Linked DNA regions of Mus musculus: regions 2 and 3 are each linked to region 1. The links are chromatin contacts, found by Hi-C or POLR2A ChIA-PET in ENCODE. All regions are on one chromosome and are shown on one strand. Each heading gives the region's core, a stretch centred on a gene start or an enhancer-like site at or near the end of the contact. The rest is flanking DNA. Distances are from core to core; before and after follow the strand shown. Region 1 overlaps Zmiz1 (zinc finger, MIZ-type containing 1). Region 2 overlaps Gm32307 (a long non-coding RNA gene). Region 3 overlaps Zmiz1os1 (a long non-coding RNA gene).

Evidence for each region. Hi-C counts contacts between places; a loop is a spot of excess contacts on that map. ChIA-PET counts read pairs that join two places held with the same protein, here RNA polymerase II (POLR2A).
Region 2: a map of gastrocnemius shows a loop between it and region 1 (2.4-fold over the local background). The contact joins two enhancer-like sites. A Hi-C loop is called at or near these places in 1 of 37 maps with a recorded cell type or tissue (gastrocnemius).
Region 3: a loop to region 1 is called in a map of heart, with 3 times the contacts of the local background. The contact joins two enhancer-like sites. A Hi-C loop is called at or near these places in 7 of 37 maps with a recorded cell type or tissue (gastrocnemius and heart). POLR2A ChIA-PET finds 5 or more read pairs at or near these places in 1 of 5 experiments (embryonic stem cell).

The regions. Positions count from the first base shown.
Region 1 is chr14:25,563,763-25,567,932 of GRCm38, reverse strand. The region is part of intron 3 of Zmiz1 (zinc finger, MIZ-type containing 1); the gene reads right to left. Among named protein-coding and RNA genes, the nearest start is that of 4931406H21Rik, 21 kb to the left of the region's middle. Within about 2 kb of position 2,481, at least 2 of the 3 ENCODE cell types and tissues checked have a DNase peak (open chromatin) inside an H3K27ac peak, as active enhancers do; they include gastrocnemius and heart, where a contact is called at or near this core.
Region 2 is chr14:25,188,403-25,192,572 of GRCm38, reverse strand. The region is part of intron 2 of Gm32307 (a long non-coding RNA gene); the gene reads left to right. Among named protein-coding and RNA genes, the nearest start is that of Gm32307, 8.6 kb to the left of the region's middle. Within about 2 kb of position 1,707, at least 1 of the 3 ENCODE cell types and tissues checked has a DNase peak (open chromatin) inside an H3K27ac peak, as active enhancers do; it is gastrocnemius, where a contact is called at or near this core.
Region 3 is chr14:25,302,900-25,307,069 of GRCm38, reverse strand. All of the region lies in intron 2 of Zmiz1os1 (a long non-coding RNA gene), which reads left to right. LOC115486423 (a long non-coding RNA gene) reads left to right here. Exons shown (of 2, transcript XR_001781198.1): 2 at 681-3,449. Among named protein-coding and RNA genes, the nearest start is that of Gm41113, 74 kb to the left of the region's middle. Within about 2 kb of position 2,401, at least 2 of the 3 ENCODE cell types and tissues checked have a DNase peak (open chromatin) inside an H3K27ac peak, as active enhancers do; they include gastrocnemius and heart, where a contact is called at or near this core.

The sequences.
Region 1 (4,170 bases), core at 1,232-3,731:
CACTCTAAACATGGGCAAATAATGGCAGCCAGGATTCCTGTAAAGTGTATGTTTTCTAGGGCTGGAGAAGTGGCTCAATGGTTAGGAACATTTGCTATTCTTGCAGAGGACCTGAGTTTGGTTCTTAGCAACATGTGATGGCTCACAACTATCTGTAACTCCAGTTTTATGAGATCTGACGCGCTTTTCTGGCTCCTCAGGTATCTGGTGTGCATGTGAGATATATATATATATATTCAGCCAAACACACATACATATACGGTGTGTGTGTGTGTGTGTGTGTGTGTGTGTGTGGCTGACTTCTAAAGCTGGCTAGGACAAGGGTAGTGAGCCAAAGAAGCCCAGAAAGTCAAATCCAGGTCATCCGAGTGACTGGCTGGGGACCCAGAAAGGAAGCACAAAGAAACCCCAGGCCTGAAATACCAGCACCCAGCTCAGAGCCTGTAACCAACCAGGAAAAGACCTCCATGGGCATACCAGCCAGCAGGGGGCACTCTAGACAAACCACAGCATCCTGAGGGCCAGATGCTGACTCCAGACTCTCAAGTCCTCTGAACACCTCTACCTTCTCCATCATTTTAAAAGCTCGAAGGTGTCCTGCACTCTAAAATACAGGAGGGCCTTGTGCAGTCGTCCCTGGCTTCAAAGCTTCAGTTTCTCCATGGATAGGAGACAAGAGTCACTGGTGGCTCCACCAAGTTCTGCCTCCAAGGAGGATCTTCCAGGAAGGCCATGCCATTTAGGACCAGGAACTCAGAGAGGTCTTGACACATGCTTGCACATATCGATATCTTCGGTAGCCTAAGGATGCTCTGCCCACCCACGGAAGCTTCTAGCAAGTATGAGGAGCTTGCACATCCCTGGTCAGCAACCTTTCAGCCCCAAGGCTGCTTTTCCCTTATGAACGCTGTCAAGACCCCAGGCCTCACTTCAGGAGGCAAATAGCAAAGAGACAGACAGTACCACTCTAGATCAGGCTAACCTCCACAGGGTCTCTGGATTCAAAGGTCTTCAGGATACCTGTGGGCAAAGTTGTTCCCAACTTGACAGTCCATTTGATTTTGTTTTGGGGAACCCAAAACCCATAATGATTTTGTCCTAGATGACATGGTCTATATCTGTCCAGGTCTGGGCTCCATCTTATGGAATCAAGGTGTGACCTGGCTGGGCTTCCAACACTTGTGAGACTCATAGGACATCAGAGAGGTAACTGTCAGGAGACATTACAGACAACAGGAACAACAGAGGGAGTCCCTGCCCTCCTCCCCAAATACAATCTCATTGTAGTTCAGACTGGTTTCAAATTCATGGGGAATCCTCCTGCCTCAGTGCTGGTATTACAGTTATCTAGCTATTATATATTTTCATTTATAAAATAAAAGCTGAAGAAAGAGGCCCACACAGCACACTCCTTTACATTTATTTTTTCCAGATGGGGTCTTTGTATGTAGCCCAGGCTGGCCTTGAATCCATGAAGCTCTTGTTTGAGCTTCTTGAAACATTATACTTAGTTGAGGTGTCACTTTGAAACTGCTTGTATCAATAGTAGAGAATGGGGGCCAATAACACAGGAATGAACAGAGATGGCAGGCCTGAATTCCACACTGCAAGGTGCAAGGACTTGAAAGCTAAGGGTCTAGGGCCTGAGGAGAGGTTAGCACCAGGCAGGAAAAGGGGGTGGGGCATGGAAGGGACAGCCTGGCTTCTGTACACACTGTTTTCACTGGCTGCCCAGTTCCGAGGCAAAGCCTTTGAGAGATGAAGTGCAAGGCTGCCAGCGGGGCTAAGCTAGAAACCTCTGCCTTTCTAGCCATTAGCATGCTGCTCTTTCCATGTCCCCCCAAGACCGGTGGCCACAGTCTCCTGCGTACTCCTATCTCAAGCCATGGCTGGGTCCCAAATGAAGCCCTTGTTCCATCCCATTGGTCCAAAGCCAGTGGTTTGCAAGGCCACCCAGAACCCCATCACAGCACCCTGTTGTCAGGAAGCGGCAAGCCGTTGGCGGCCAGCAGAGGTCGCCCCACTGCCACAGAAGCACCACTCAGCTGTGTTTGCCTCCAGGTGCCTTTAGACAAAACCATCAGTGGAAGCAGCTCTAGCACCCAGGCAGGACCTGGCTCTCTACCAACCAAGAACCTGGTACCAACCTGGTAGCCTTTTCCAGTCTGCTGCCCTCTGATTAAGTGTGGACTCAATCAGGAAACTTTTCTGTGGTCCTGCCATCCCTGTCCTTGTGTCTTTCTAGTTAGCCTGGGGGGGTCTACAGTGGGTGGGTACCTGCTCTGCTACCCTCCCACTGTGTGAACAGGGCAAGAAGCTGGGCCTCAGTTTGTATATCTGTAAAATGAAGGCCTGGGCTAGCCATCCTCTGGCAGCCTGCCAAACGCCAGAATCCAAGGGCTCCAGCTGCCTGGAAACTCCACCTCAGTAGGAGCAGCACATTCAACTTTAAAATCCAAAGGTTCTGCCCAAGCGGTGGAGCCCGTAGCCTGGAAAACTCCCGGAAAGCCTCTTCCACCACTCCACCAACCCCCTGCCAGATGGCCCAACGCCCCAGGCACTGCCTCTCTTGAAGCTATGCCTGACCAGAGACCATTACATGTATGGAAGTTTTTAGCTGGTGACATGGTAGTCAGGCTGAGTCTTCCCGATTTCCAGGGGTGGTCGTGCTGGGAGAAGTTTCTGTTGACAGTATCATCTCCTGGCAACGCTCAGGTCAAGCTGGCCCCGTGCACTTAAAGCCTCCTGGAGAATGAACTGCAGAGAGCTGAAGGGGGACTAAGAAGCCAACCTCTTCAGCTACACCAGTGGAAAACAGTGGACAGAAGCCTCAAACAGGCGAGAACTCATCTGGCTGTCTTACATATAGGGTCTTTCCCTGGACACAGGGGTAGAGAATTTTTACTGTACAGTGGGCACTCGGAGCACCCCAGTGTGGGAAGAGCACCTCACAACCATCTTACAAATACTGTGTTTTCTTTTCCCACTTCTCAGGCCTAGCGAGTAAACCCGAGCGTCTCCAGGTAAAGGTGTTTTCACACGGCACACACATCTACGTACCCCTCTGCACTCTCCATAGCTGGTATGTGCACACATGGGCTGTTGGCCCAGATGCACTGGAGCACACACATCTCCTGACAGCTTGCACAGGCAAGTAGCACATCTCTGGGGAGCTGTGTGAGCAACGGTGTGCAGAAATGATTCAATCACCATGCACATCTGCAGCGCGAGTTGGGGGAGGGGGGAGGGGGACTGGCAGCAGGGCTGGGAGACTCTGCCCATAGCTTGACTGGAGGCTGTGTTTTGAAACAGGACCAGGGGGACAACCTTGCTCTGGCAAGAAAGAAAAAAAACAAAGAAAGAAAGAAAGAAAGAAAGAAAGAAAGAAAGAAAGAGGAAAGGAAAGGAAAGGAAAGGAAAGGAAGAAAAAAGAAAGAGGGAGGGAGGAAGGGAAGGAAGAAGGGAGGGAATGAGGGGTGGGGAGGGGGAAGGAGGGAAAGAGAGAGAGGAAACATAGAAGCCAGACTTTAGGGTACCACCCCAATCTATTCCTCCAGCAGTGTGGTGGTTTGAATATGCTTGGCCCAGGGAGTGGCACTACTTGGAGGTGTGGACTTGTTGGAAGAAGTGAGTCATTGTGGGTATGGGCATTAAGGCCCTCATCCTAGCTGCCTGGAAGCCAGTCTTTTCCTAGTGGCCTTCAGATGAAGATGTAGAACTCTGAGCTCCTCCTGTACCATGCCTGCCTGGAGGCTTCCATGCTTCCATCTTGAAGATAATGGACTGACCCTCTGATCCTGATGCCAGGCCCAATTAAATGTTGTCATTTATAAGAGTTGACTTGGTCATGGTGCCTGTTCACAGCAGTAAAACCCTAAGACAAGCAGCTTTAGAATTTTAGGGGGACAGAGGTCATGGAGCTTGGTCCTCTCCTAGCCTGTCCCCCTCCTCCCACTGCTCTTAGCCCACATCCCAAGCCCCTCACTTGGGTGGCTCGCTGCCTCCTAGTCTGAGGTCTGAACATATTGCTACAGCTGTGACTTGGCCTGCCCTTGGGTCAGACTGCCTGCCCTTTCACCGCTAAAGGTCCAGCAAAGTGTAGTTGGCAAGTGACACTACTCACTCACTCTACTCCAGTCCCCTCAGTGTCACTGTCACACACCTGTCTCC
Region 2 (4,170 bases), core at 458-2,957, 370 kb after region 1:
AAGAATGTTTATCATTCTCTTTTGGGTGGTATTCATAATTAGCTTTGGGGCTGTATTTGTAGTTCCTTTGGCTGCAATGTGGCTCAAGGGCTCTGGGTTAGGCATGCTTGCCAGTGATAGTTAGTAGATAGAGATGATGCAGGGGGCAGGGAAGCAGACTGGGCACTGGTGCGATGAGGTGGCTTTCGCTCTAGGGAGGATGAGGTAGAGCTGCCCAGGTGAGCACCCTAGCTTCTTTCAGTTGCCCCCATGGCTGTGTGAGAATATGCTATAAAGCTGGACGCAAACATCATAGAACATGGGGTCTTGGCATAGAGCCCCACAGCACAGAGACCTCTCAGGAGGCCATGCATGCTACACACACACACACACACACACACACACACACACACGGGGGGGGGATGGGGGGTGAGGGAGGGACTGGCTCCAGGCAGTAAACTGGGTGAGGAGAAGTGGGATCTATTGGTGTTTAGGACACTGAGGTAATTAGCTAAGTTATTTCTTCAAATGTGCTATCAAAAGAACTCAAAATGACAGTGGCTTAAAGAGACAAGTCCAGGTACAAGGTCCCAGACTGTATTGTAGCTCCCTGAATGTCAGAGACCCAGACCTCTGCCATCTTGTTGCTCTGCCATCCCCAATAACCAGCTCTGATTGCATGGCCCAAATGACTGCACCAATGTGAACCTCATTCTCTAAGAAGCACCCCACTTATAGGGTTGAGGGGAAAGCACAAGAGTCAGTGTGTTTATTCGTTTCAAAGTTTTCCCTTCAGATTCTGTACTTCTTGGTTAGCATGTTGGTGGCAAAGCTTAGAGACAATATGATATATAGCTGAACGGGAGGCTGGAAACTGCAGGCTCACTGTATACCCAGCTAGATGATTCTCCACTGTGGAAGAAGAAAGAACCTGAGTGGGAGCTTTTCTGAGCTCAATAGCTCTCATCAGTAAAACATACCCTGCCAACAGTCATAAGTATTTTTTAATCAAGTAAATGCGAAATATGATCCATTCTCTCTCAATCATTCCCTATGTCCCACCCCCCTGGGGGCGTGTCTGATGTCCCTATTTGGGCTAGTTCTCCCCCACTGTGGAGGGAGATGTTAGAAATGTATGGGAATGATCTCTATGGGGCCAGCTGAAGGATTTGGGGATGTGAATCCCATTAGCATACAGCTTCATGACTTTTATGAGGAAGTTTGTCACACTGGGAAAAAAAATCAAGAAACATCTGCTTGGCCCTCAGTACCTATGGCCTATCATCCCCATGTGCAGTTTTTCAGTGAACACTTAGACCCCAAGAAGAACTGAGAGAGACTGAGGTCCCCACACAGTTGTGGGAGTCGATTCTACTGCTGGCCTTCCTCTTTGCTCTTGGCCCTGGCTGGGTGTAGAGTTGGCTGGGTGTGCATGCCTGGCACACTCTACCCAGTGTCTCCCCTGCAGTCCCCAAAGCTCCCAGCCAGAGGCCAGCTAGGATTTCAGAGGCACAAGTGGGCTGCTGTGCTGGCCTGCCAGGTGAGCAGAACAGAGGCGCTTTAAGGAGCACCGCTCTGTGGATCGGATCGGCTTTCCTCTCCCGGCGACAGCTCAGACCCAGAGCAAATCTCTGTCTTTCCAGAGCCAGGGGTTTGAGGCTGTCATGAATGAAGGTTTTTATCCTAAGCTAGTAGCCTACCCTTTACGGCGCCTGATGCCCGTGCCAGGGCTGGCATGGGAGGCTGGCTGGAGGAGGAGTGGGTGGCTGGGTTGGAGGAAGAAGGCTCAGTGGCTCCCTCACTGCCATGCCACCCAGGCCAAGACAGGGAGGAGTGAGAGGAGGTGGACACTTGTGTTGATTGGGGCACCATGGGTTCTGAAGTGCAGCTGGCCAGAGTATCTTCATGGCCCACTCATGAGCTAGACTCCTGGGGCCACCAGAGTCACCTGCAGCTTGCTGTCACAGCACAGAGCTAGGAGGGTTGCACTCAAAGGAGGAGAGAGGGAAAGTGGCCATTCCCCTCCACCTCAAAGTGCTACTGAGCACCTTGGAGTGAGCACCAGTAAGCAAGGGATAAGCAGAGAGAGGACCTAATTGGGCCATCACTCAGAGGGTGGGTCAGGAAGGGACAAAGCTCAAACCAGAGCATGCAGGAGCTGTAATGAGAGCTCCACGAGAGCTGGGACATTGAGGGGGACCAGGGTTGGGTGCAGGGGCAGCTTCTCTGCAGGCCAGGCAGCTGAATGCATGCCACGTGGTGGTGATAGAACTGGCCCGCTGCATGTTTAAGGCTGACAGGCCATCTTGGTTCAAATTCTGTTCTACTTTTCACCCAGCCTAGGCAAGGCACGCGGTGCTTTCCACCTGTGGTTCCAGGTATTTGAGCAAGCATGGAACCCAGTGAATAGCAGGGCATGTGGGGCGTCTGATGAACAGTTTACTGTTCATTTTGTGTACTGTCTACGCATCCCAAGTCTAAAGCACGGGCTTGTGTCTTTTCTGGCCAAATTGCCACAGTCCTACAAGCTAGAGTGACTTTCTCTCTCTCTCTCTCTCTCTCTCTCTCTCTCTCTCTCTCTCTCTCTCTCTCTCTCTCTCTCTGTTTTTTGTTTGTTTTCTGTGTAGCCCTGGTTGTCCTAGAACTTTCTCTGTAGACCAGGCTGGCCTCAAGCGCAGAGATCTGCCAGCCTCTGCCTCCCAAATGCTGAGATTAAAGGTGTGCTGTGCACCACCACCTCCCTGCTGAGTAAGTCCTTAATGTTGCCACAGGAGAGTGGCTCAGAAACATTACCATTTACCAGGAGCATGCATGGGGTTAGGGACAGTAGGCACAGGGAGACACAAATCTTTCTCTGTCTCTGTCTCTCTGTCTCTCTCTGTCTGTCTCTGTCTCTCTGTCTCTGTCTCTCTGTCTCTGTCTCTCTCTCTCTCTCTCTCTCTCTCTCTCTCTCTCTCTCTCTCTCGTCACCGTGAGCTTCCTGAAGTAGTCATCTTGAAAGTTCTATGCTTGGAGCATTCGTAGAAGAGGTCTGAATCACCATAGGATGAAACAGGCCCAGAGAGACTGAGTAACCCACACAGGGTCACACAGCAGGGGTGTGTAGGAGTGCCTTTTAAATCCATTTACCTGACTCATGCCTGCCTGTTTCCTGGAGAAAGCCCACACTTTTTCTTGCAGAGCGTGGTTTGAAGACTACTGGGGATGGCTTGAGATCCTTCAAGTTGTTATCATGGTACACAGGACTCAGTCACTCCTAGTGACGTATACAGGAGACACACAGAGCCAGACACTCTCCACTACTGGCAGCTCTGGGGAGGGTTCTCCAGTGTGGGCTGGGCAGCTCCTCATCCCCACAGAGTGCAAAGACCCACAGGAAGTCAGAGTCAGCTCTCTGAGACAGGACCCTCAAGCCCAGAGCTGGATAAACCTCTGCCCCACACTTGGCAGGGTACCTTAAGGTGAGGCCTTCTTAGAAACTCAGGATCTTCATCTGGGAAAGGCAGCTGGGGGTGCCACACCCATTGCACTGTTAGAAGATGGTAGAAGATGGCTATGCCCACTGTCTCTTGGCTTTGTGTCCTTGCTCTTTCTCAACATAACTGCCTTGCTCACATACCCAGTATCTGAAGAGAAGCCAGGATTGCATTGCCACCCTGGGTTATATAGTGACCTTCTGCTCCCAGAAGCACCCTGCTTCACCAGGAAGTAGAGAAATCATGAAAAGGCTCTGACCTGGCTTTTGCAGTAGCATCAGGCAGCTCCCTGTCACCTCCTGTGCAGGTCCCATACTTGGAGAACACTCTTGGAGGAAACAGAGAAGGGGCCGGACTCATCAGCTCCCAATGACACTAGCCACCAGCATGGGGAGCCTCCTCTCAGGACACTGTAGGGGTGGCTTTCTTTTCAAGCCTCTGTCCTTTGTGCCTGGACTCTGCCTGGTAGCTGGAGTTTGTTGATTCCTGGCCTTGGCTCATCGTAGGAACACTAGCTAATGTCACCTCAAAGCAAGGGGGATGGAATATTTATCTGAGGCTGGAAGTTGGAGGCCACCATGTTCCCCAGAAAAAGTGCAGATCTGCATTAAAGACACACACAGACCCAGAGAGAATTATGTGCAGGAGCAGCAGACATTCCCAGGCATGTACAAAGCATGTATAGGACCAGGCAATCTTCAACATGCACAAGAAT
Region 3 (4,170 bases), core at 1,152-3,651, 260 kb after region 1:
CCCCCGAGAGCCAGCCCCATGTAAGGAACTGGACTTCACACCCCAAGACAATGAAATCATTGTTCTGTGGGCCCCAAAGTTCCAGACAGGGTTGCCTTCATTTTAAAGAGGAGACTATAGCCTAATGAAGAGTCCCGACCACAGTGCAGTGTCTGGTGTGCGGCAAAGGCCAGAGAGGCCTGGGTGGGATGGACAGAGCCTTCCTTTCCAGTGGAATTCCCCTCCCATCATGGAGGTGACAGAATCTGAGGACAGGCTTGTCTCACATTCCAGATGTGGCCCCCAGCAACACCTCTGGCTGGGAGGCAAATGTCAGCTTCCCTGTGGGTTCTGGGGAAGAAGGGGGTCTAGTCCTACATTTGTTAGCAGAGTATAGAGTCACATCAGCCCCAGTCGTGCGGTAAGGCAGTGTCTTCTACAGCTGAGACAGAAAGGTTGGTGTTTGGCTTGAGAGCATCGGGACAAAGGCCTCCTTCACGGGTCTGTTAGAATAAGAAGGGGTGCCTTTTCTGAGCTGAAGTTGCTTGAACTCTACTGAAGGGCGTTTAGATTTCCCACGGGGGAAGCCATGATGCTGAGACCTCTGGATATTCACTGCTACTTCCTCCATTCCTCTGCTTCCATCCTTCTAACTCCCTTCCCCCAACCCACTCTCACATTGTTCTCCTGTTCTGGGCCAGGTCAGCACGGCAAGACTGCTATCAAGGAGACATGTGTAGTTCCGGGTCTTGGGGCTCATTATCGACTGCAGCAGTTGCTGTGGCTGCTGGACCATCAGGATCTGTGGATGTGTTTAGACAGATGGAGGAATTACAGATGGGCTCAGGAGCTGTACGCGGGATACTGGAGGTTGGTGCTTTCTCCCTGGAGGCTGAGATTTGCAACTCTAGGCTAGATTTGTAAACTGTCAAATCTCAAGGCATTTGAACTCTGCTCTGAGGGGGCAGTGTGAAGTTATAAGCCGTGATGGTCATGATCACAGCTGCCTGTGCTTTAAGAGGTAGGGGATTGAGCAGGAAGGGAACACAGAGATGGTAAGAGACACTGGAAGGGGATAGGATAATGTTAAAATGGATGATGGTGATGTTTGCTGACCCTGATGGTACCGATGAGGTGATGATAAAGGCAATGGCAGTAGTTGAGGGAGTGTGCTGGTGAAGATGGTGATGGTGGTGGTGTTGACAGCAATGGCAATGACAAAGTGATGATGTTGACCGTGATATTTGTGTGTTTGTGGTGATGGTATCGACGGTGTTGATGATGATTATGGTGATGGTAGTAGTCTTGGTGGTGGTAATGGTGATGGGTCATGGTGGTAATGTTTGTAATATTGGTGGCGATGTTTATGGTCTTGGTGGTGACAATGATGATAGTGGCTTTTTTTTTTTAAGTTGGCAGTGATGCTGATGATTATGGTGATGATAGTGGTGGTTGTGGTGCTGCTGTTGATGGTGGTGACAGCGATGGTGAAGGCTGTGGTTGTGGTAATGTTGGCAGTAGTGAATCCTGACCAGGAGAGAATCTAGAAGGTGCAGAAGAGCTGATGTAATGGTATTTGATGACAGGAGCCATTTGCATTAGGGGAGGTGTGAGGTGATGGCTTTGGATGTTCTTATAGCCTATCGGATATCTAGGTGGTGTCCAGTGGACAGTGAGTACTGGGATCTGGAATTTAGCCAGACAAAGATGAGAGCGGTAGAGAATACACCTGCTTTGGGCATGAGATGCCCGAGAGAGGGCACAGAGGGACAGAACCAGAGCCAGGGTCTCTGTGGCTTCCTGATGTTCAGAAGGGTTTCCGAGTCTCCAGGCTTCCTAGGCTCTGCCCAGGGGCTGGAATCCAGGCTTCTCTGCTTGCCTCTCACCAGTGTCACACTCAGTGTTTTTATTCCTCGCCAGGTTCTCAGGAGGATGACATTTGAAAAGGGAGCTCTGTGCTAAAAAAAAAAAAAATCTCTTTCTAACCCAGGTGAAGGAATTGCCATCCTGTGGGGTTAAGAGAAGGGCCTGGGTGACCCCTTGTGACAGCTGGTCCAGGCTGGAATCAATCTGGAGCTCTGCAAAGGGATCGTGGTGTGTGGAGCAGCCTGCGAATAGGGATCTCTTTATAAGGAGGCTCCCTTCTCCCTTAACAAGCCCAGCGAGTCTGCAGTGGGTCTGGTGGAGGGGGTTGCAGCAGAGACGGTGGCAGGGCTTGAGGAGGTGCCTGATTACAAGTCCTCTAAAACCTGGGCTATGGCTCCAGCCAGATGTCGTCCCAGTGAGCACGTGGCCCTGCTGTGGCCCCAGTTTGGCTGCCGATGACTGCCTGGCCTTTCCTGCCCTCTCCTGCCACAGGCCCTCACACCAGGCCGGAATGTCCTCAGGAAGCGGCATCTCGCTCTGCAGAGGGAGCTTTGCTTCTGGACTCCTGGCTGCAGCTCCAGCCAGGATGTTTTGCAATGAGCCTGGGGAAGCGTCCATTCCGGGAAGATCAGGGAGTGGACGGTGCTTGCCAGCAGGGGTCTGGGTGAGAGGGCAGCCACTGCCTGCTGGGCTGGGGTGGGACAGCCCATTCCTCAGGCCCTGTGGGACCTTGGCCTCTAAGCTGTTTATCTGTCTGTCTGCCTGTCCATCTGGATTAGAGGGGCTGGCTTGCTCACTTCAGTTCCCCAAAGGGCTCCCAACTGCAGGGCAGCTTGAGCCTTCTTTCGCTTTATTTCATCTTGGAATGTTTTTGAATATGACTCAAAAGCGATTACAAATTGAAAAGGTACGCCTGCTTCCAGCCACACTGCCCCTGCCCAGGATCCTGGGCCCCAGGAGTAAACTCCCTCAAGTCCCTTTTGTAGTTTGTTGTCTAGTGTTCTGTTTGCAAACAGAAGTGGCTGCTCCTACCCCAGAGGAATCATGCTATGTGCGATGCTTAGGGCTTTGTTCTCCAAAGGGCCACATGACTGTCTGCACAGGACTCCAGCAGGGGTCATCAAGCGCCATGTGGATCCCTCACATAGGACTGTCTGTATTTGCTTTGGAGGAACATGCTGGAGGTGCAAGGCTCTCTACTTTCTTAAGAGCCAGTCCCTTCTCTGGTCTAACCTGTTCCTCCTACTTTCTCATGTAGCCACATTGACAGGAGAAGACCCCGAGGAAGCATGCCCAAGGGAAAACTGTAAATGACAAAGCCGAGGACTTCAATTCAGGTGGACTGGGATTCGACTCTTTCCTCTTTGTCTGTTGTACTGTTGGGAACTTTAGACCTATGGAGTCTTCTATTTTTAGGAGCCAGACCTTCGAAAATTGGAGAGGGCCAGCCAGTATGTCAAGATCTCACGGCTGCCCTTCCCTCTTGTCCTGACACCTGAGCTCTCCTGTGTGTGAAGGATTTCCGCATGCCCAGAAGACAGCTTCAAGCTTCCAGAGCCAGGCACACTTATAGAAGAAAGGAATAAAACCATTTTACAGATGTGTATGCCGAGGCAGCTGAAAGCAATTGCTGACTTGGGTCATGGTTTAAGTCAGGGTGGGTTCTGGGCCCCTGGCCCTCACATGTCCCTACCCAGCATCCTCTTTACCTGCTCTTCCCCCATAGTGTCACTTTGTGCTTTGTCCCTGAAGGCTTTTACCTGTCTTCTCCACTTTTCTCAGCCTTGTTTACCTGACGGTTCCTTTCCTTGGTCTTCACTGGCTAAGGTCAGCCTCTGGTGTGTATGTATGTGTGTGTGTGTGTGCACATGTGTGTGTGCATGTGTGTATGTATGTAAGTGGGTGTGTATGTGTGAGTGTGTGTGTACATGTGTGAGTGTGTTATATGTGCGAGTGTATGTGTATGTGTGGGTATGTATATGTGAGTGTGTGTATGCATTCTGTGAGTGTATATGTAAGTGTGAGTATGTGTAAATGATTATGTGTGTATATATGGGTGGGTATGTATATGTGTGAGTATGTATACGTATGTGACTTTATATGTGTGTGTATGTGTGAATGAGTGTGTGTATGTGTGTGTGTTAACTGAAGCATGATCTTGGTGGTATATTATCCATGTTCCTTCAGAGTTATGTGTCTAGAATTCCACATGCCCTGTTAGGCTATCAATTCTTTTGAGGAAAAAAGTTGATAAATGGCCTTCGGTGACCCTCAAACTCTTGTGTTCCAAGGGACGATGAAACGCACAATCTAACCTGTTCTTCT